Regions from separate parts of the Homo sapiens genome. Here region 2 is linked to region 1. A link is an interaction called in ENCODE POLR2A ChIA-PET data of the cell type or tissue named here. Cell type or tissue: PC-3. All regions are shown on one strand. Links, peaks and the distances in the headings refer to the core of each region. The heading gives the core; the rest is flanking DNA.

What was found. Peaks named below come from ENCODE experiments on the same cell type or tissue, not always from the same donor. Only the 100,000 strongest peaks of a DNase experiment are listed, where the experiment ranks them.
Region 2: POLR2A ChIA-PET joins it to region 1 with 6 read pairs; 4 of 35 experiments call an interaction of 5 or more read pairs at or near these places.

What each region holds. Positions count from the first base shown.
Region 1 is chr3:21,615,806-21,627,887 of GRCh38, reverse strand. All of the region lies in intron 2 of ZNF385D (zinc finger protein 385D), which reads left to right. Among named protein-coding and RNA genes, the nearest start is that of ZNF385D-AS1, 79 kb to the right of the region's middle. In PC-3, for the core only: no CTCF peak of the experiment used is centred there; no DNase peak of the experiment used is centred there.
Region 2 is chr3:21,666,075-21,678,156 of GRCh38, reverse strand. All of the region lies in intron 1 of ZNF385D (zinc finger protein 385D), which reads left to right. Among named protein-coding and RNA genes, the nearest start is that of ZNF385D, 79 kb to the left of the region's middle. In PC-3, for the core only: no CTCF peak of the experiment used is centred there; DNase peaks (open chromatin) are centred at 4,556, 5,656 and 6,076; H3K4me3 peaks cover 1,325 bases; H3K27ac peaks cover 4,703 bases.

The sequences.
Region 1 (12,082 bases), core at 4,732-9,731:
AAATCAAAATCTACCCTTATTGTTGCTTCATTCAAAGGCACTTAGATGACCAGCAGACCTCTTTCCTTATAAGTGACTGGGACGATGAACTTTAATAGAAAATTTCCTTCCACTCCAGAACAGTAGATAATTCCTGGGTAAAGCTTACTCCAGCTGCACACATTTTGCTATGTTTCATGGGAAAATCATGTAGACATACTATTGCACATTGCCTAAGGCAACTGTTTTGAACTTTTTTTCTGCATTTCACTTTTCCTTTATTCTGATTCTGCTGTTTGTGATAACTCAGATTTATATAGCATAGCAGCCCCAATAAAGGAAGGAGGAGTATAGAATTTCAGGGATGGGAATGAGATAGATGGTGAGAAATAGACACTTGATCTGATTAATAGACCTGATTTTCACAGCATCTTTTTTCGCCTTATGAACGTTCAGCTTCTCTTATTTAAAAAATGACATAATAAAGGATCACTCTTAACAAGGTTCTGGACCCAGTGTAAATTGAAGCATGTGGAGGTCTTAGAGTACAGAGGCTGGGCTGAGCTTTCTCATTAGTTGTCCCATAGCATAGTGGTTGACCTTCACAAACCAGTAGTAATTCACACACACACACACACACACACACACACACACACACACACCCTACACCTCTTTGAACCAGCATAAGGTTGCCAGTATTTAATTTTGCCAAGTAAAGACATTGAAACAAATAGCCTAGCAAATACCATTAATGTCATCTCATTTAAAAATATATTTAACACCAAAAGACATAATCTTAGTGGGGAAAACAATCTTGTAATTATAGTTATTTAGTTGTGTAGGAGAAAAAAAAAAACACCTCCCTAAATTGTCCAAAAAAAAGTTTTATATTTTTCACTGTAAAACATTGAAAATCTCATCATTGATAGGCACCAAATCCCTAACTGACAATCTTTTCCCTAAGCCCCTCAATACCCAGTTCTTTTCTACAGGCTTATCAGGACCACACATTGATGTGCATTGCCTTGGCCTCTGGCTCTGACACTCAGTGAGATCCCTGCCTACTTATAAATTCTAACACACTTGCCTGCTGCTCTTTCTCCTTGGTTCTCTTTCCCTATTCTGCCTTCAAATATTAATCTTAGGTTTTCTAGCATTTTCATCCATTTTGAACTCACTTCTCAGGTTCCATCTTTGCACTTCCCATCACATTCAGGCATCTCAACCAAAGATGATAGGCACTTGCATTACCTACTCAGCCATGCCTTCAGAGGAGAAATGAACTGCAGTAGCCAAGGCTGGCCACCCATATAGTAATGGCAACAAAGCCATAAAGCTCCTCAACGCTTTATCCTGACATAGCCTCTGGGGATCTCTACCTGAAATCAGACAGGAACATCCCACAAGGAGCAAAAGGAAATGTCACAGATCAGAACCAAATATTATCTTAAGAGATGACATTCCATCCTCTACATAAGTAAGCCATTTTATTACTTAAATTTAATGACTATCATTTTTCCTATTTGTGTTCTGGGTTTACATTATATGGACTTTTTGCGAAGATTGTGATAACACATGTAGCATAGTTTCTGGCACAGTAGCAGCTCTCAATCCATGTTAATTCCTTTTCTTCCTCATTCTGTCATGTTTTCACCCAAAGGACACATATGAGGGGCTTCTGTGTGGGTTTGTTCTACAACCTCTGCCTCTGACATATCTTGGACCAGTAGATATAAATTTCAGAATTCTTATAGTTTACTTAGAACAAGAGCTTTGGACTTGGCAGACCTGGTGTTGAATCCTAGGTATGTGACCTTGGGTGATTTGTGTAACCTCCCTCAATTTTATTAATAGTTTCCTCATCTGTAAAATGGGAATTATATCATTTATCTCACAGGCAGGGCAGTTCTGAAAATTAAGTGGAGATACAAAGTGAAGAGTACCTAACCAAAAGTAAGATTTAAATAAAATGTTAGCTTTAAGAAACCTGAAAGGAGGGGTAATTTGAATGATAATTTCAAATCGCTTTGACTACTTTGGCAGCACTGACTAATAGAACTTTCTGTGATGATAAAAGTATTCTATTTTTGTCTGATGTGGTAGATACTCACTGTGTGCTACTGTTGAACATGTAAAATATAAAACTAAAGTTTTAGTTTTAATTCAATTTGAATAGTCACATTTAACTGGAGTCCATGATCTTGAACAGCACAGGAATAGGAGCTATATGACTTTTTTTGTGTCTCAACCAGTCATCAAAATGGCAAAAAAGTAAGTTCTGAACACTTTGCTATTTGCCAAGGACTAAAGTTATGGTCAAATTAAGACTCTTTCTTCTAATGTAAGCAAGGAACATTATTCTCTTGAGTCATTCATTTTTAATGAATATGTGTGTGTTTCTATAGCCATCAGTGAAGGAAAAGAAAAATGTTGCTAAGTATTCTTGTTTAAGAGGACTGGATTCAGACAAAGATTGTGTGAATGATTTTGTCACAGAAGGCCAAAAATCTTTAGCACCGCTGGTTTAGGAACTTTCCACTTCAGTATGCCCTGTAAAAGTCTCATGTCATCCTTCCTGATTGTCCTCCTTTGGATCATTTCATATATTAACTGTCAACGAGAACGGCAAAAGCACGTAAAATGCCTGCATCTGAAAAATGTGAACCTTGGGAAGACTTAGGAAGTCTCTGACCTTAAAATTGGAATCATTTCCTTTGCTTCTTATTTATAAAGTTAATTAGGTGATATCCTTAGTACCTTACCGACTATTGGGGTCTGCTATCAAATTATTTTTAAGTCTTTTCCGAAAGTCAATTTTGATCTATCTTGTTACATTGTAACAAATTTATTAGAACTGAATCAAAGAAAATATTTGGGAGATGGTTAGGAGGTATATTATGAGAATATTTATACATGAATGAATGCTTACGAAGTTCAATTTTTATGGAATCTTTATCCCTCCTTTTAAAGCCTATGTGACTGGGAATGAAGGTAAGGCGGGTTTGGCAGATCACTCTAAGGAGAAGGAAACTTTTACCTCTGTTCTTTAATGGATTCAAACTTGGCTTCAACTTGGAAACAGGAAAACATTTGGCAGCTGCGGAGTGACTTCAGTTGAAATAAGATGTTTCCTCACCTTCCAGGATTCAGATTGCAACTGACTCAACGTTTTCCTGGAATGCCTGGCACTAAGTCTGCATGCTGCTTGAGTTGGGTCTTCTGAGCTTGGTGGGTAAAAGGGTGGAGTAATGGTTTCCTTCCTAAGTTCTAGGTAGGCACTCAAAGTTTCTCTGGAAAGTTGGGAAGCCAGCAGTTTCCCAGCTGCCCGGATTTCCACCAATCCAATTCTTGCCAGCAGTCATTATAAAGTCTCAGAGTATGATTATTTTTCAGATTTCTGTCATTTTAAAAGAAACTAAGTCTCTCCCAATGCAGGTAACATATCTTTTTCATCTTTTATATGTATCTGTCTGGCTGGAAATAGCATTGATATGTTTATTGCAGTGCTTTATGGGGAAAAAAATTACTTCCTTCAATGTCCATATTTAATATAGGACTAATTTTGGAGGTCACCCCCTGAAAAGCAGACATATGACATGGTGATCACCCATGCAGGACAAAGCAGGACTCTGTGCTAAGGTTTGTGGCCAAGCTGGGAAGCTCCAAGGGCAGAACAAACTGTAATTTCCAAAACTGTGTTGTGATGGCAATCAAGAGCACTTTTATGAATAGAGGCATTTCTTAAAATAGTGCGGTTGGTTTCCATAAATTAAATGATGTTGATTGGTTGCATATGAAATGGGAATAAGAAGCTGAATTGGATAATTTTAACATTTTCTTCACTTTTTCTGGTTCCATCTTGACTAGATTTATGCTTCAATCCATTTATGTCTCTGAAAAAGCAAACTACCATAAGTCGTCATAAAGCCATTCCCTTTCTCAATACAACCTGATTATTTTAACATATTTGTGCTTTTTACTTCAAACCCGTCAACATGCATAATCCTGTACTAATTTTGTCAGAGTTACATTGCTTTACTTTTTCAAGAAAGAGAATCTTCAGCTCAAATAGTCATGGTAAATTGGGGGAAAATGATTTAAAATCAGTATCATTGGGCCATGTATTATAAAAAGCAGCAAAGCAAAACTGCTGTGGTATCTGCAACCATACCATATACTGTAGTGATATTTTAAGGACCATGTGTACACAAAGACATTGTGGTTTTTTGTTTTTTTGTTTTTGTTTTAAGACACAGGGTCTTTCTCTGTTGCCCAGACTGGAATGCAGTGGTGAGATCATAGCTCATTGTGGGCTCAATTTCCATCATAGCTCGAACTCCTGGGGTCAAGCGATTTTCCCACTTCTGCCTCCTGACTAGCTAAGACTACAAGCATGCACCATCATGCCTGGATAATTTCTTGATTTTCTTGTAAAGACTGGTCTTGCTATGTTGTCCAGGATGGTTTCAAACTCCAGGGCTCAAGAGATGCTTCCACCTCGGCCTCCCAAAGCACTAGGATTAAAGGTGTGAGCCATCATTTCAGAAAAAAACAAAAACAAATGTTTTTTCCCTGAGATCGGTTATTAATGTGTAATAAAAGTGTCATAAATGCCAAACATCATTTTATGACTTACGATAAAATAGGAGCTTGTATCAATTAAACATACACTAGGTTCTAGATACCATGCATAAGTGCTTGAACTACATTATCTCTTTGGATTTGTACAACAACCCAGTGGGGCAGGTGCTTTGTATTCTTTACATACAGATGAGGAAACTGAGAGCCAAAATCACACAGGCAGTAACAGCAGAGCTCTAAGATAAATGAGGGCAGTATAAAATCTGAACCCCTGTGCTCGAACATGTTATACTGCCTCTAACTATTTAAATACTTGTTCTTCTAGTTGAGAAAATCGTCTTAGCATCATCTTTTTTTCAGTGACAAGTTGGGAAAGAAAGGCTAATAAGCATTTTCTTTTTCATCTGGGGCAAGCTATATAGAAATGTGATTCTCCTTTACCATTATATTTTGCTTTCATCCTCCACATAAATCATGTTGAAAGAACAGATAAATTAATTTAGAGACATGAATTTTGGTTAAAATAAGCCTAGGTTATAGAAGTATTAGAGCCATGATCAAATAAATTGATGATTAAGCAAACCACATTATTTTAGATGAAAAAGCTAAATAATAATCATTACCAATATAAATTAAAAATAAGACTTCTTGAACTATATGGATGGACTGAATTCAATACAGAGAATTAGTTGACATGTATGAACACTTTCTTATCTGTAATATTACGTGAAGCCTTTAACATCTCAGAACCTCCTTAGGAGGAAGAAAGGTCATGTATGATTATCTTGTTTTGATGGGTGAAAATCTAACTTTCAGGATTTCTCTCCTAATAAGTGGCAAAACTACAATTTCAACCTTGATCTTCTCACTCAAAATGTAGGCCTTAATTTATTCCATCACTTGACTTCTCAAAGCATTAGCTTTCCTTTCTGCTTTGACAGGTTCAGTACCAAACTAAGTGAAAAAGGAAGCCTTGGAATCTGGAAAGTTTATAAGCAAATGACCTCTGTGGACACTGTTAACTGTTTGTGTCAAGGCAAATTTAAGATATTGAAAGTCTGAAGACAACTGCTTTTGACTTTATTTTCTTTTTGAAGTTTTATTTTTCAATGACTTCCTCCTTAATCACTTTTTTCCTATTAAAATAGATTCATCTTTTATCTAGGATAAAAGCTAAGGGAGATTTTATGGCATCAGAGTCTTAATTTGAGTGCATTAAAAAATGAGTGGAAGCTCATGGTCCCTCCTGTAAAAGAAATTGCACCTTTTATTAGCAGGTTGAGTCTCTTCTCTGGACTGTAAAATGACAAAGCACATGTTCCTCGCTAAGGAAATAAAAGCAAAACAAAAATACAAAAAGTTAAAATCCAGAAGAGTAATACATTTCCTCTTGTAGACTAAGTTCCAAAGAAAGCACACACGTGCGTGCACGCACACACACACACACACACACACACACACAGTGGTAACAGGTTGGAAGGAACACTTCAAATTAATACAAGAACAGAAGACATAAAATTAGTAATCAAATGGGGAGCTTTTTGTGATAAGAGCAGCCAATGTGCTTGAGTATCTCAGAAGATAATAGGTTACATTCATTTTTCCTTAGTAGCTAATTTAACTTTCCTGTTTTACAGCTCACATGCCTCTGTCCTTGCATTATTAGCCAAGTGGACATTTCTCATGGAAAGGTCGTCCTTAGTGGTGATCATTTGCTGCTGCATAAAGCAAACTACACTGCACACACACACACACACACACACACACACACACGGGAATTTTTTTTTTAACTGATGACACAGCAAATTGGCAGTTTCTTGCTCAATGCCTTGTCAACAACCTGAATTTTCATTCCTAGTAGCCACTGCTGTGGCCTGCCTTTAATGACTCCGCTTTATGTTTTACCATAGCTGCTACTAAGGTATGCTTTATTTTTTCCCCACCATGAACTATTCTTTACAGAAGAATGTTAATTAGTAACTGATAGATCTAAAGATTGCCAGCGACAGCCCATTAATTCCATTTACTTTAATAGGACTTAGAACTTAGCTTGCAGTACAGCTGTATTCAGACTGGATTATAAATGTAATTTTTTGCATCATTAACTTCCCTGATTAATCTTAGACAGCAAGCAAATGCATAATTATTAGGGGAAAAAGCCACCCAGTATTTGCAGCAAGGAGTCCAGCTTTAAAAGTTGTGCTTTTGCAGCCTCCCTATTAACATCATTGTAAGTAGCACAGATTTTTACAATGTAAAGACTGCTTTCCATTGCTTAATGGTTAACCAGGTATTTCCTGCTTCAGAAAATTGTGTGTGTGTGTGTGTGCGCACACACACATGTGCATGCCTGTGGGCACAGTATAAGCACACAGGCACATAGCGTTGCTTACCTACAGTGTTTAATTTGTGATGAATTCACTTATGATGATTTTGCATAGTAATAACACAGCATTAGTGGTTTGCATGTGTAGCTTTCCCTTTTGGGGGCTCCGTGCGCCTTGTCAATTCTGCCTCGAGAGTGTTGTGGAAAATGCCTCTTACTGAAGACATTTCAGGGGTTAAGTTCACTGGCAATCACCGTATCACAACTACCCTTGTTCCTGTTCGGTGTGTGACTCAGGATTCAGCCTGTCAGGCAAAAATGAAACTCAGAATCAAATAGATTAAGGGCATTCAAATGAGAATGCCCTTAGGGGGCTGAGATTGAAATATCTTGCCTGACATTCAGTGCTACCTGATGCTAAAAGGACAGGCTGACGTGCTAAAGGAAAAATGCCCTGGCATATGGGTAGTATGAATCCCAGTCTGCATTGAAGGATACTAATCATTGGCTTGTTGGTATAAAATGGTGCTTTATTCACATAAAGCTTCCTGCTAAGGAAAATGGAAAAATCTCACCCCAATCTTGTGCCTCTTCACTGAAAAGAACCACTAAGAGGGGATTTAGGAGATGGGGGCAGAGGAAGAGGGTTTAAAAATTCCTCTTTTTAGGACTCTTCCATAATGAGCTATGATGATTCATTTGAGTAGTGGTCAGCCCCATCTTAAGCATCCTTCCTCTGTTTTGGAAAAGATATTAGAGGACCAGTGCCTAGATCCTTTCTGGCCTTGATTTAAAATACAAAGCAGCCAGAGATCGCTGACTATTTCTGGTGTACACTTCGTTACTTTGTAAAATAACTTTCCCTTATGCTAAAATACGTGCAAATGTTTTGTAGACGGGCCCTTGAATACCTACAGTGTTAATTCTTACAGGCTTTTAGTCCAGTTAATCATACCGGTGCATTAGGTTTGTTAGTAATCATTGAAGAGAGATGCATGGTTGGGACCCAGAACAGAGGGCTGTGTCAGTACCCTCTTCATGCCCAAGTTTCCCTGGCAAGAACTCAGGGTGTAATGTGGCTGCTGCATGCAAAGAACCAAACTAGGTTTGCAAGAGCTTCCTAGCTTCCACTTTCCCTCATTCTTTCTCAGGCACAGTGTGGACAAATTACTAGGGATTATAGTTACCAGAGTTCTGGATATCTCTTTATCTGATGCAGTTCCTCGAATCACTTTAGCAATTAGGTCTAGAATATAGTGGGGTCTTCCCCACCATTAGTCCCTCAGCAGGCCAGGGCTGGGAAAACAAAAGCTGCTGCAGATTTTACAACTCTTACCACCATTCCCCAGATGGACAAAGACTTGTTATCCTCAAGGAGTTTCTAACGGAAGAGTCTCTCTCTATAATAGTGCTAGTGTTAAACAGGAGAATAATGTGAACATCGGATTTGTGTTTTATCAGTGTTGTTTTGGTTGGATAATGGGTTATGAATTTAGAAAGTAAAGACTACAGACATACCTAGTTGAACCTAAATATGTACATGCTCATACTTACATGCATAGACACACACACACACACACACACACACGCACACACACGATGACAACTAAGAAAGACAGGTTTACATTTCAAGTCTTCTGTACTGTTTGTTAGTGATCAGGTGCATTGTACCCACACACAACAAGCCAGTCACTGTGAGGATGGGTTTTGCAAAAAATAAAAGATTGTATTCACAAGGCTGCCATGCGAGGAGATGAGAGAACAAATCTCAAATCTGCTTCCCCCAAAATAGGACTTGGGTATACTTATGGGATAAGAAACAGGACAGTCTAAAGTGTGGGGAGAGGTGACTGGTGGGTAGAAAAGGTGAGGTAATTGGGGTTTCTCTGCAAGTGTAATCTAGCTACATGGTTTGCTGTAGGACATGTGCAGAAAATGGCAACATTAGCATGATCTAAGACTGGAGTTTTGGCTCCCTGATGTGAGAAGTTCACTCCTTGGGCACCTGTGCAGGCCCAGTTGAAGAACTGTTAGTCTCAACTGGCTTGACCTGGACAAGAGCTATCCCCTAGTTCCGTAAAAACAGCTTCAAACACCCATTACTGTAGTGACACACGGTCAGAGATGTTATCTATAAGGAAGCTAGTGGGAGTTTTAAGGTAGACTAGAAGTGATTAAAAGCAAGTTTGCAGTTAAGTTTGGTGGGCAGGTAAGTTTAGCCCTTGGTTTCACTACTGTATTGCTTTATGTTGGGTAGACTTTTGTTCTTTAACTGATAGACTTTTTTCCTTATTTAACATACTCATCCTTGCCAGTGTTTCCCAATTTATACTTACAGAACCTAAGGTGTACTGATTTATGTCACTTCATATTTTAAAAATATATATTTGTTACTCATTTACTGTGTAATGACTGGGATATACAGATAATTCAGACATGCCTCTTTTTACCCAATTCATTCTGAATAGGGCACTATATGAATTTTCTAGGAGTGCTATAACAAATTACCACACGATGAGTAGAAACAGCAGAAATTTATTCTGTCACAGTTCTGGAAGCCAGAAGTCCAACACTGGGTATGGCAAGACTGGCTCCTTCTGAAGGCTTTAGACAAGAATCCTTCTTTGCCTCTTCTTAGCTTCTGCTGGCTTCAGAAAATCCTCGGCATTCTTGGGCTTACAGCCACATCACTCCAGTATCTCCGTCTTCACATGGCCATCTTTTCTGTGTGTCTGTCTGTTAAATCTCCCTCTGCCTCTATCTTCTAAGTATATTTACAATGGGATTTAGGGCCCACCAGGATAATCCAAGGTAATCTCTTTCTCTCAGCATCACTAATTATATCACAAAGACCCTTTTTACAAATAAAGTAAAATTTACACTCTTGCTATAAGATAATATAGGTTTCTGGGATTAGGACATGGACAAATCTTTTTTTTGCAGGGAGGTGGGGGACACCATTCAACCCACTGCATAGGAGAAAAGAAATAATTGTACCAGGAATCTAGCCTTTCAATCACAATGAGAGACATGCCATTTGTTAATTCAGAATTAAATTCCCACAAATGGAGAACTGGAAGGGGTTTTAAGGGTTTGTCAGCTACAGAAAGCTTAAAAGTAACTTCCCTGGCTGCACACAACTTCTTAGGGGTGAAGGAGGGAAAGAAGGCCAGTTTCCTCACTCCTCACCCAGTGTTCTTTCCCTTCCACCATGCAGTCTCAAACATCGTACCAAGGGCACCAGAACTAAGTACTTTATAAAACAGTTTGATAGACATCAAAGGACATCAGTGCAACAAAGGACCTTGGCCATATAATGGAGTGGCCAAGAGCATTTATTCCTGAACTGAATCCGCGTTTCAATCACTTGCTGTTTTGACCTTGGGCAAGATACTTAACTTCATGTGTTGGGTTTCTGCATCTGTGCAGGAAAAATTATAAAAGTATCTTTCTCGTGGGGTTGTTCCGAGGATGAAGTGAACTAACATACATAAAGCATTGGGGATTATCTGGACCACGGGAGCACTCTGTAATGTTAGCTATCACTAACAAGCATCTAATCCAAATACCATTTTTTACAGATAAACGCAGGAGGTCCTAAGAGTTGTGATTCCCTCAAGGTCACATAGCTAGTGAATAACAGAGCTACGACTCAAACCCAGTTCTCACAAACCTAGTTTGGTTCTTTGCATGGCCACATTACACTCTGAGTTCTTGCCAGGGAAACCTGGACATGAAGAACTTAGGTTATTGTTTTGAGCACATGAGAGCTGAGAGACCTTGCCATCAATTTTATTAAGTGTAAGCTTAGAAATGAAAATTTTGTACCTTTAGTGGCTACAGAAGCCAGAATTCTCTAATACTTAACACATTAAGGCTTGTAAATGTAGAAATTGTTATTGATGTCACAGGTTTCAAGGACAGAGAGGAGATTGCTCAAATTTGGGCTCTGAGGCTTGTATTTTAACATATGTGATAGTGGCAAAATCAATGTGTTCTTGTGATTTAGGCAGACAGGGTACCTTCTGACTTTTTTGAGACCTTTCAAAAAATAATCAGGGAAAAGGAAGTAATAATTTGGGTATTTGCAGCTATAAAGAACTCTATTGCATTTTCATAAGTGATGACAATACACACATTTCCTTTTATAACACTGAAGTCCCAGCTTCAAAGTGACCTGTGTTAGTAATTTTCATCTTATTTATCAAAAACACACAAAAATCATGAGAAGTATTTTGTCCTATGCATTTAGACATTAAATGTTATAATGAGTGCTATTTCCAGAGATGTTCACTATTGTTTAGAGATGTTTTAACAACCCACATACTAAGTATAATAAGCAATATGAAATAAGCATGGGAACATGAATCTTTTTTTTAATTATAAAACTAGTTAAATGTAAAGGCTAGAGAAACATTTGTGGTTTGCAAGACTAAATATGCCTTGTTTTGTAGAGGTCACTTCAGGAATAAAAGTGTATTTTGCTGTGACTAGTTACTTAGCATAATAGTAGAAGGTCCCCCAACCTCCTTCAAAAATTCTCCCGCAAGGAAATTGATTTTCTCATGGAAGGTACTGAAGGGTATCTTTAGCATCAGTGGAGAAACAACTAATTTAGCACTATCAGTGAGTCAGGTATCTGTATATTCCCAGCAGTAAACAAAAATTAAGCCATTCCTTGCCCTGTTTCTATTACCCAGATTCCTTTGCAAGGAAATAGCATGCATTGTAGTCACCCCGGATTCTCAAATCGCCTGATATTGTGTGTTCTCATCCCTTTGGTTGACCTTTATTTTAATCACATTGTGTACATTATCATTATATGATTACTATTAGACTGGTTTTCATTTTTAATTCTTTTATTTTGTTCATTCTTTTAATCTTAAGGGGAAGGTTAGCCTTAAGGTAGTTTTTTCTTAATTCTAATAGATTTCAGCTTATTTAAATTGAACAAACTTGATGCCTGATTACAATTTTTCCTTTCCTGTTTTCCAAGAATTAATTCTATTTCTTAATTTTTCTATTCATTAATTCTGATTAGCCTTTCAGAAAGTTGTCTGTTCCCATCCTAGGTAAATAAAACCACTCAGATTCTGGAAGCTGTGTTTAGATTAGCTTGGTATGCCTTTTCCCCTCGTTCACTGAATAATGGGGTCTTTGCAAATTGATTTTTTTAACCAGTAAACACACACACAC
Region 2 (12,082 bases), core at 2,253-7,252, 53 kb before region 1:
TTCTATTGTCTGTCTTCCAAGACTTACAGAGAGGTTTGGATGCCCTAATGTTGAGGGTTTGTGTCGGGGATAGCAAACTGTGATTAACTGGATTAGATACTGGTATGTTGTGTTAAGGAGGATTCTGAGGCCAACTGGAAATATAATTGATGAATAATATATGCCCTGAGTACTAGAAGGGGAGTGGTATAATGGATTCTTATACTTGGCTTATGGGGACAATACAGATAATATGATTTTTACAAAGAACGAGCATTAAAATCAATCAACCTATGTACGCATAGGTTGAATTAGCTGCTACAGAGTACTTAATTTCATAGATTCCCCAGTTTCCACAACTAAAAAACTAAATTATTAAGGACTAACAGAATTGCTATGAAAATTAACAGCCTATGTATATATGAACTACTCAAAATTTAGAGTGGTTATTATTATTATTTTACTGGTTATTATTATTTGAAATTAGGACTGCTTTAAATAATTCAGTCTATATGATCCCCCACACACTAGCAGAATACAATTTCATTACCAGAATATTTTACTCTAATTGTTAAATTAAATTTCTCTCTTAGAAATTTATTTAGGCCTGTGCTTTTCTAGACTCCCAAATTCTAAGGAATAGTAAGAACATGAGCTTCTAGTGAATCTGCAGCCAAAGAAAAATCAGATGCAATTTCTGTGGCATTCTGCATTAGTTAGTTAATTCTGGCTCAGCCTGAGTTGAGCAAAATGGATGGGAATTAGTTGTACAAGTCAAGATGTATATGTGCCTCATGCCAAGCTCCAGATTTGTATATTTAGGCTGCAATTCACAAGAGGGTGAGAACATGATGATGTCAACCAGAAAAACCTGTGTTTTCTCATTAACCTTGGCCTCTGATCTTGGACTTCTGGTCAGTGCTGGGATTCTCAGGGCCCAGGGACCCTCCCAAAAGCTGCCTCAGATTTAGCCTTTAATGCTCATTATCTCCACTGACATGGCCCCCAGCAATGACAAGTCCCACTGATTATTTGCGTCCCTTTCATGTTAGTTTAGCTTTAATCCTTGTGTTTAACTGCACTATTTTACGATGTCTTTCCTTTTATCATAATATAGATGTCCCTTTCCTTATGTGTTGCATTGGTGATAGCTCCTTAACCCTGATATGAGGACTTTCTTCTACCTGGGGCTATAAGCAGTTTCTCTTTTTTTCTGGATTTGTAAATCCTATATCTGCTGCCTTCTGGCCATTTGAATGTGAAAATGCAGGTCCTTTCCTTGGAGGACATTTCTGCTCCTATCAGTTGTTCTTTCAATTTGGTGGAAATCAGGACTTGGTAGATATTTGAAAAGGAGAGAGGTATAATACAATAAAAAAAAAAATACATATGGGCTTTGAAATCATCCCTATCTGGTTTCTAATTCTACCTAGCTCTACCATTTAGCGAGTGGTTTATCTTGAGTAAGATGATCTTGCTAAACCTCCTTTTCTTCACCTGTAAAATGAAAATAAGGATATCTTCATTGTTTATACAAATAATGTATGTAAAGTTATCCAGCAAAGAACCTAGACCATAATATAGGCTCAAAGGGACAGGACTCCTTATAAAAATAAAATATGGTTGTGTGGATCTTCTTGCTTACAATCATTTAATAGGCATTTTATTTCTCTTCCATTTAAAGTAAATCCTTTTTGGGATTCCACAATTACTACAATTCCATTAGGAACTGATTTTACATCTTCTCCAAAGACTAAATGTTTCAGAATTAAAAGAAAATATAAAGTAAGGTTTGTTTTAAGCACAACCTGCCAGAAGAAACAATCACATTGAGGCCGAGACTAAACAGAGCTCAAGTCAGCTCCGCAGGGAATGTTCTTAAGGAAATTGAAATCAGAGTATCTTTTTGGTATTATAGAGTTTGTAAGAATGTTCACCAAAGCAATGGAATCCAAGAACTCACAGTTCCTAAACCTTGGAAGCTAATGGGTACTGCAAATGCTAGAGATGTGCTAAATATAGGCCCTTAAAACAGTGACAGTGTGGTATTCACTGTTCTTAATAAATTTTATTTAATTTGATGCTGGTGACAGTGACATGCCAACAACAGTTAGGTTTCCTAGGAATTTTGTGCCATGGTCTTTATGAAATAACATTAGATTAAAATGTGGAAAAAATCACAACGGAACGTTGAGTGAAAACATTCACAATCAAGTGAATGTTCTTAGAGCTATCATCATTAAGTAGAATTAGTTACGTTGAATGCAAACTTAGTTTCTATTTTGTTCTTCTAAACTATGCAGGCAAAATAAAAGGGACAATTGAATAAATAATGAGTTGATACAAAAAGAATACAAATCTAATACCTATGGAAAAACACATGGTTATCTGGTAGACTCAACATATGGATAATCTACAATATACTGGATTATAAACATGATAAACTTGTGGAGGCAAGATGCTTATGAAATTGCTTTTTGAATAATCCTTTGCCTTACAAATGATCGCCTCTTAGTATATACTGATTTGACTTGCTCTGGCAAAGTTTAATTGAAACTAGCTTTTTGTTTATACATTTTTTCTCTACCACCTTTCATCAAAAAAGGGCAATCTCTGAACAAAATGTAGATATAAGAACTTACACTCTGGAAGCAGAATGTTTTTGGACAAATCCTGGCTCTACCACTTACTAACTGCATGAACTTGAGCAATTGTTTTAACCTTACTACTGCTCCATTTCTTTATTCACTAGACTATTAAAAGATCAAAGGAGCTATCCTACAGAGGACCCAGTACAGTACCCAGTGTATGGAAGCAGAAATAATATTGCTTTTATGCCACGGGAATCAAGGGGAGTTGTTTATGAGATAGCATAAATTTACACCTAAAAATGAAATCCATGTTTAAGAAAGATAGAGGAAAAGATGTTAATAAAATAAAAAGCCTAGGACTTAGTGTGTTTGGGCCATTTATTTTTCTGAAGAAAACAATAATGGGAGCTTAATTGCACTAAAAATCTTTGATAAAATGTTTCTCACCTTTTAGCAGTACACTCCAATAAACTCTGATAGTTTAATCCGCTTTTCTTTTCTAGTTCTTCAAAGAAGCTGCTGGTTTGTAAATGTACACCATTGTTAATTTGGACACAATAAAAAAATGGGTACAATATCTCAGCAGGCTGTGATGATTCAGCTTCATGTATTCATTTGTTTGCTCACTCATTTTTCCATCCATCCATCCATGCATCCATCCATCCATCCATCCATCCATCCATCCATCCATTTCTAAAACAATACACAAGTCACTTAATAGATACCAGGAACCTCCTAATATATAGAAGTCAAGAATGAATGGAACAGATATTCTTCTTAACAAACAGCTTCCTCATATAGGGAGACAGATACAAAGTCAAGTAAGTCTAGTAATGTTGGCTAGAAGGAAGCCTGTGCAGGCCAGAGCAGGGCACCAGGGAGTGATCTTTCTACAGAGATGTCCAGGAAATACTGAATAGAGTAACTCGTGTTTGAGCTGCATCCTGCACCAGGAATAGATGATTGGTTTTCTTAGTAATACTTTGATGTAGGTTTCAAGAGCAAGTTGGGTGCAATGTAACTTAGATAACACAAATTACATTGCTTACTATGCTTTCAGGGGTTATAATTTACATTTTATGATTCACATTTTGGGGTCTAAATTGCTAGTTGAAATGTGACATTCCAAAAGTGAGTTTTATTAGATATTCTGGATTGAATCAGTTCCTTTCTATGCCTATCAGGCTTATTTACCCATATGTATAGTGTCCCACTCTACTTTTCCTTCCCAGTCAAAGTGGAGAAAATAATTGTCTCCATTGGTCTCCATTATGATACCCTCACTCATTCCTCACCCTCCTCAAAAGTGGCTTCTCTGTAATGCGACCCACATAAATGACTGCACTTAAATGGCTCGTAAAGGTCACCAAAAATCTCCATGACATTAAATCTATCAGACATTACCATCTTACTTGATCCTTCTGCAGCCTGAGACAATGTTGACCATTCTTTCCTTTTCTAAACAGTCTCTCCCTTTTGCCCAGCCCCACTGGCACAGAGAAGTTCGTGCAGGCAAGTCTCAGTTAAGAGGTACAGATCATGAGTAAACAAGACCATGTAACAAGATTTTAGCATTATTTTTTCTTTTTAAAGAGTGAGATGACCAAAGCCTAGATATCATGGGTAAAATTTCCCTGAGAGACAGATGTAGTAAGCCAGGTTTAACTGCATACATTAGCTTAGTTTAAACACTTGCCATTAATGAGACTAGATTTTGACACAATTTGTTGGCAGAAATGAAAACTTTGTGATTGTACTTCCAAGGGTTATCAGATACTAATAAACACTCCTTTGCCCTATGACTGGCTCCTTTATGCGTGCTTGGTTCAAAAATGTGATATTATTTTTATCTAAAGCACACATTATTCATTAGTGTTTACTTAATCATTAACTTTTTAAAAATTTGGTTTGTTCTTTGAGTATGATCATCATTGCTCACACATGAAGATTCATAGACTGCCATGGTCATCTCTAGAAATGGACGATGATTTCTTTCTGGCATGGTCCCAACGGTGTCTGGCTTCTGACAGTGACACATTCAGCTCTGAGAAAACTCTTCTCCTCAATCTGAAAAGTCAAAGGACCCAGGAGAAAGCAAGAGTTTCTCTCCCATTAGCAATTCATTTTGAAACAGACTGTATCAAGCATCTTATCTGTAAATTATTTGCTGCTTGAGAACATTGCTTTGCACTGGAGCTGTAATGTCCAATAGCACCTTCTGTGAGAATGGAAGTGTTTTATATGTGCAGTGTACAATACAGAAGCCTCTAGCCCCATGTGGCTATCAGACGTTTGAAATGCGGCTAGTGTGACTGATAACTGAATTTTTTTTATTGTACTAATTTTAATTCATTCAAATTTAAAATAGTCACATGTGACTGTCAATGGCCACCATATTAGACATCCCAGCATGATACCTCTTTTATTAGTTATGATTCATGGTGTGAAATTTAATTTTAAGAAATTCCTCTGGAGGGAAATTTTGTGATTTTATATTCTATATCACTAGCAGTAAACTTGAGAGGAATATTCCAGGCAAAATCTTTTGATTTCCTATAAAGCAGGCACCTGTCCTGAATTATTCACTGTCTACCTGACAAAGGGGCTGCAGTACAGAGGGATATTTGGGGTTAAATATTTAAAACTCCTTGCCTGATACTCCTAACATAATTTTTCTCTAGTATGTTTCAGGCACCAGAAATTGTCATCAAAGTTAGTTAAATAAGTGAGAGATCCCGTTTTTCTTCTAGTGGAGACCTTGATTCAGGATATTGGCAACTGGATAATTATCAGTGTTTTGATTTTGGTCGTGGCATTTAATGACAGTGACAGATAAAATATTATTAGTGCTTCTTTCCTAGCTTCCTTCCAAGTGTGTTGAGGTGACTTACTGGAATATTTAAATACCACAACTGAAAATGAATAAATAATTTGGACAAGGGGAAACCCAGATCACTTCCATGTGATTTCCTTCATGGGAAAAGATCGAATCACTGACCATTGACATGGGCAAATGTTTTTGAATCAGTATTTCCAGAATGGAGCTCCAATTGCCCTGACTCATACTCCCATTCTCACCTCATTCCTCTCTGTGGTCATAAGCAGGATGTATGAGACAGCAGTCACCATCCTGTGTGGATTAGGGCTGACAACTTGCCCTTATGGGATCAGACCTTGAGTTTCAACATTTGAGTTGACCTGCTAAGGCCAGTTCACTTTAGGTCAATGAGGAGCTTTATAGTAAGTGCTGGATCAACTTTCTGAAACCTAGTCAGTGAATCAACAATCCAAAACAGAGGAGAGGGGCGGGGAGAAAAAAAGAAAAGAAAAGAAAAAAAGAAACAACGAAAGAAAAATGGTTACCAAATCATACTAAATTCAAATATTATGTCAAAATATGTTTTTAGTTATATCATTCTGTTGACAGAGATGGGAACTGGATGGAGTTTGGATGACTGAGGTTTAAGGAAATATGGGTAAACATACAATTTTCCTGGACAAAGAGTAAAAAATCCCAACAGGAAAATTGCTCATTGTTATCCCCAACCAACAACCTTGAATATTTGAGAGGCAGACATGCAAGGGAATGTGACAAACACATATTTATTTATCCGATTTGGTCAGCAGATGTTAAAGAATGTAAATTTGAGGGGTTTTGAAACATATTTGATATGATACTCATATCTTTCTGGATTCTTCTTCAAATATAAGGCAGTGCCAGCATGTTCCCATGCTGGGGATAAAAATCAGCGATAAATACTGAATATTCCTTCACAAGGAATGTGACCCTTCTTTCCTTCCTTCCTTCCTTCCACCTTCCTTTCATAAAAACCTCTCATAAGATAGCTGGCTTTAACAAATTATGTCTCGGAACTAATTTGACAAAATGATTCTGTAAGGTGTATTTTTTAAATTGTTGTTTTGTTTTGTTTTTATCATATTGTTGTTTTAGTTCAAAAGCTATTTGTATCAGTGCATTAAAAATCATTAGAGTTGTTCAGTTTCTTTCTGGTAAGATATTTTGCTTCCTAGAAGCTTGGCTTTTGATTTTATACATTGGATATTATAAGAGATACCTGGCAGAATTGTGTGTTTTAAAGGAATTAAGAGGATAGAAGGCTAATCCATGCCAATTAATGAATAGATATATTAAATTATCTATATTCTCTAGCTTTACTCCCACCCTGGCTGGCCAATTCCATTAACTACAGCACTCCATGGCCAATGTTTTGGCCAAATCAAGTTTTGCTTTTTTAACTGAAGAATGATGATATTCTTAAATTTGGAAAGGAGAGCTTTATTTTTCATAAACGTTTGCAGCCTGCAGGCTGGCCATTCTGACAGGCGGGGAAGCATAGCCTCCAACCAGAAGCCAGAAACAGACACTTCAAGGAAGGGACGAAGGGAACAGGAATTTATGCTGAAAGAGGTGGCCAAATACATGTGTAATATGCTATAAAAGGAGCCATGAATATTTATGAAAGTAGAAGATGTACATGCACAACTGAGCTTTATGCCTCTCCGTGGGACCTGTGTTCAAAAAATGGCGATGTTAGCATGATCCAAGGCTGAAGTCTGGAGCCCTCTGATGTCAAATAGGGTAGCAGAGGACACAAAAACCTTCACTGCGTATTCTCCCTAGACTGAGCAAGAAGCACTCTGCCATCGGTGGTCTCTTACCCACAAGGAATGCTGGTCCATTTTTTTTGTGGAAACTTAAAACGGAGCAGCATCAGTTGTTTGGTTGAAAGGGCTAGTTTCTGGTTAGCCCATAAGGAAGAAAGGCTAATGGCTGTTAGTGAGGGAGGGGGTATAAGTAGGCGTGTCTGATCTCCCATCCCTTCATGGCTGGGAACTCAGTTTTCAAGGTTTCTTTGGGTTCTCCTTGGCCAAAGGGGATTCGTTCAGTCATTGGGGGGGGGGGGGGGGGGGGGGGCGCCTTAGGATTTCATTTTTATTTCTCAGCATTTATGCCGTTATTTATTTTCGACTTCTTATTAGTAGGATCAGATCTAAAGTTTTTATGCCTACTATCACATAGACCTCTGAATTCCTATAGTGAGTCCCTCTCTTGCCCGGTGGACATAGCAAATTCTAACTGAAATATTTGAAAATGGATTTGAATAATTCTCCATGTATGTCAAATTAGTTGCTTATTAAATAACTACTTAGGATCTAATATTATACAAAATGCTCTGTATGATTTCCTGCTATATGTGAATGTTTGGAGGAGTTTAGTAATGTAATCATAGCTTATTATTGAAAAACACATAATTTCAACATAAGTATTTATGTCAATATAAATAAGTGCATATATATTTTAATATAAATAAGTATATATATTTCAATACAGATAAGTTGATGATGTAGGGAAAAGATACTAAAGATACTATAGAAATGATCCTATCAGGAAATTAGATGTTTCTGCTGTTTTCTATCAATATATATATGTTTTAATGATGCACGAAATTCTCCATTGGCATGAATATTTAACAGTGGCAATCCGTGATCATTTTGAACTTCAGTTTTGTCACCTGGGGAAATGAAAGATTAAGTAGTAGATTAAGGTTAAGATTAAGATGAAGTTGTCAGGCAGGATGTCTGTGACTGACGAATGCTGAATGGATTGAGTGCAGAAGTTCAAGGTTAAAAGCGTTGTATTATGGAGAGAAAACCACCGCACTCTCATGGAGTATTTCAATATATTAATTTACAAAGTAACCTCTTATTGTGATCATTCTTCTGAGGCAGTCAAGATAAGCGAAGAGAAAAAAATGAAGGTAGCTTTAAAATTATCTTGATTGACTGCTTTCAGAAAGCCTAAGTAGCTGCTTTGGAAGTTCTTCGGTTCATTAAAAAATATATTTCTCATGTGGTGAGCGCCAGTTGGCCAGGCACTGTGTTAGGGCACTTTATATATATTATCTAATACAGTAAATTTCCACTGACAACCACTGGTTTAGAGTTCCTATTTATCTGTATGAATTATCAAAACAAACATGTCTAAATTTACATATTAATTTGCTTTTCAAAAATGCAAACTTCTGAAATGAATGTGTCTTACTTTCTCAGTCTCTATTAACAAATACTTAGGAATTAGTAACTCTGTTTTTGTTTTTTCATATTCACAAGTTAGTACTTTTGTGAATATACGGCCCTTTTAAATTGACCGAAACAACATTTATTATGTTTATTCTATAGTTCGCATTTGAAACTTAAATTCTAAACATATGCTAACAAAAACATCAAAAAAGGAGGGAGAAGAATTTTGTGAACATTAATGATCACTTAGTTTACATTAATTATTCAGTACCTTATTCAGTATTGATTGCTATTCTGTACTAATAAATGCTTTTGTCATTTGTTGACTTTAATGTCACACAACAAATTTTGGTGTAGAGATAGTAACTTCTCTGAAATCAGACTAATTTGTTAAAACTGTGTAATAAAATAGCATAGGCTATGAAATATGTGGTACTAGACATAGAGTTTATATATTTTTCTGACCCTACTCCATGGAGGCTTTAAAAGACCTGCTTCAATTAAGAATATTAATATTTCCAGAAATGTGGCATTCCAATGAATAAAGTGACATTGTTGGTAAACATTAAGAACAAAACTTTCTCACCTATAGAAATGTCTACAAATCTATTATACATTTTCATGTTTATAGTTATCAAGATAATTTTATGATAAGTAAAATAATAAACATTTATTCATACCTTAGATGCAATAGTTTCTATTTAAATATGGGAAAACGAAATAGCTATTTTCTCAAAGAGAATATTTTACTTTGCTTTACAGATGAAACATATTATATTTGCCGGTTTTGATTTTGCACTATTTGCAAATAGTATTCTTGTTGCTGAGCAAGTACAGATTGGTACAAGTAAAATATTTTAGGACTAATCCAGATTTCAAAAGCAGAAATGTTAGTCACAGATAATTTTTAAGAAGTAGCTTCGATTTCGTGCCTCAATATCAGTGCTATAGGTTTGGAGGCAAGCATCTATTTTAGAATAAAGCAATTTTTCATTTTACTTAAACACCTGAATTGCTGTATCCTGGTGTCACAGATCAAGTTATTCTGAAAGTGAGCTCTGAGACTTTATTAGGGAGTGCTCATGGAAACATCATTTGTGAGACGTGAGGGATATAGGATTGGGAAGAGGAAGGAGCTGGACTGTGATGTAGTCACAGCAGAGGCCTCAGCCTACCCTAGATGCCATGAGGAACTTTGGAGGTAAAATAGAGCTTCAGAGTTTTCCTGCTTTGAGGCAAGGGGGCAAAGCCAGTAAACTCCTGCATGAATCAGTCATTGCTTGGGGCTATCAACTCCTCCACTTAAGGGTCACCTTAGGTAAGGCAGCTCCCTTTGGCCCAGGGCAATTTGTAAAGAGGCTCTCAGGCCAGGGACATCAGCCACCAGCACTCCAAGCAGCTGAGAGGAGTGCCTTGGTGCCGAAGGGGGTTCTGGGAATCAGACCCACAGCATCCCTACACCTGTATTTGCATAGCAGATAGTCTAAAAATATGTAGACACATGTCCTCTGCTTTCCTACAATCTTATACATTGCTCTCTTCCAACAGGTGAGAAGAGATGAGCTTAAATATTTTTTCGAACTTTCTAAGGTTTTTATGACTCTTCTTTGAAGGTTTTTTTAACCCCTAGGAAGGAAACTCCAGTTGCAACACTGAGAGAGGACCTTGAACTGTTTATACAAGTATAAATGAAATAGATATCCTAAAAGAGAGAATGGGAAATTAAATTTACATGATAATTGAATGGACATATTTTTATTATTTATATCTCTCATTGTGCTAGATAAAAAATCAGCTTGAGCTATTCCTTAACTTCTTTGGATACCCTAAACCAGAGGAGGACTTAAAATAAACAATTGTAGAATATTTTCTTGCTAAATTGCATTCTTGTAATTATAAGCATGGTATTTTCTGCGGAAGCAAGATAAACAACTGCAGAGTTTATCAACATATTTCTTTTTCTCTACATGATGTTATGTTGTTAACCCTTACCGAATTTCTGAAATCTTAGAATCAAACCAGGTGAATGTATATGAATATCATTTGCAAAGAATGATGTGTGACACAAATGAAAGTAATTTAGGGCCGGGCATGGTGGCTCACACCTGTAATCCCAGCACTTTGGGAGGCCGAGGTGGGTGGATTGCTTGAGCTCAGGAGTTTGAGACCAGCCTAGGCAACATAGCAAAAACCCGTCTCTACTGAAAGTACAAAAACTAGGTGGGCATGGTGGCATGCGCCTGTAGTCCCAGCCACTTGGGAGGCTGAGGTGAGAAGATCAGCTAAGCCCGGGAGGTTGAGGCTACAGTGAGCCATAATGGCACCACAGCACTCCAGCCTGGGAAACAAGAGTGAGATCCTGTCTCAAAAGCAACAACAAAAATAAAAGTAATTTAAAACTACTTCTTAAATTTCACCACATCACTGATTTCGACCAAATCTTACTTTACTTCTGAGTTTTTGTTTTTGAAATAGAGTCTTGCTCTGTCGCCCAGGCTGAAGTACAGTGGTGCGATCTCGGCTTACTGCAACCTCTGCCTCCTGGGTTCAAGTGATTCTTCTGCCTCAGCCTCCCAAGTAGCTGGGATTACAGGTGTGCACCCCACATTTGGCTAATTTTTGTATTTTTAGTAGAGATGGAGTTTCGCCGTGTTAGCCAGGCTGGTCTTGAACTCCTGACTTCAAGTGATCCATCCGCCTTGACCTTCCAAAGTGCTGGGATTACAGGCGTGAGCCACCACACCTGGCCTTACTTCTGAGTTTTTTAAAGATGTACCATCCAAAAATTTATTTTGGTTTTTAAAATTTTTAATAAAAGAGAAACTTTTAACAACACTAAACTCATGACAGGTCTATCACTAAAGTTTTATGGATGCCCTCTCTAAAAATGGTTACACACTCACACTCAATACACTACCAAGTGGACAATAAACTAAGTTTATAGTGTGTGTGCTCTGGTGAATGTAGACTTATTATATTTCGTTGTTATCTCTACTTGTTTTGACATCTGCCCTTTATTTACTGCCTTGTACTACTTTGAAAATTAGTTTACTGATTACAGACTTCAGTTATTGACTTTGCTATTGTTGGCCGTGCTATTATTATTTCAAGAAGGAAGGTAAGACAGTGGGGGAAAATACTGTTTTTCTTAATTTGGCTCCAGCTGATTTTATACCTGGGAGCAGGAGAGCTGATGGTTCTTGTGTATGGTTAATTAAATCCTGTGCTGATGGCTTCTGTTATAGGTACTAAGTCATCTACCTTGTTAGCAGATCCTCCGTGGCTCCATAGGGTTGGATTTATCATTGGGGAATCATTTTCAGAATGTTAATTTTGCGCTCTGGTAACTGATTGAGGGCAAGATGATGTTCTGTGTGCAGTTGGCCAGAGAGTTTGTTGTGAAATTTGCAAAGGCAATTTATACGAGGAGACTCACTCTACTTTGTTTTTAAAAACGAGATGGCAGGCAA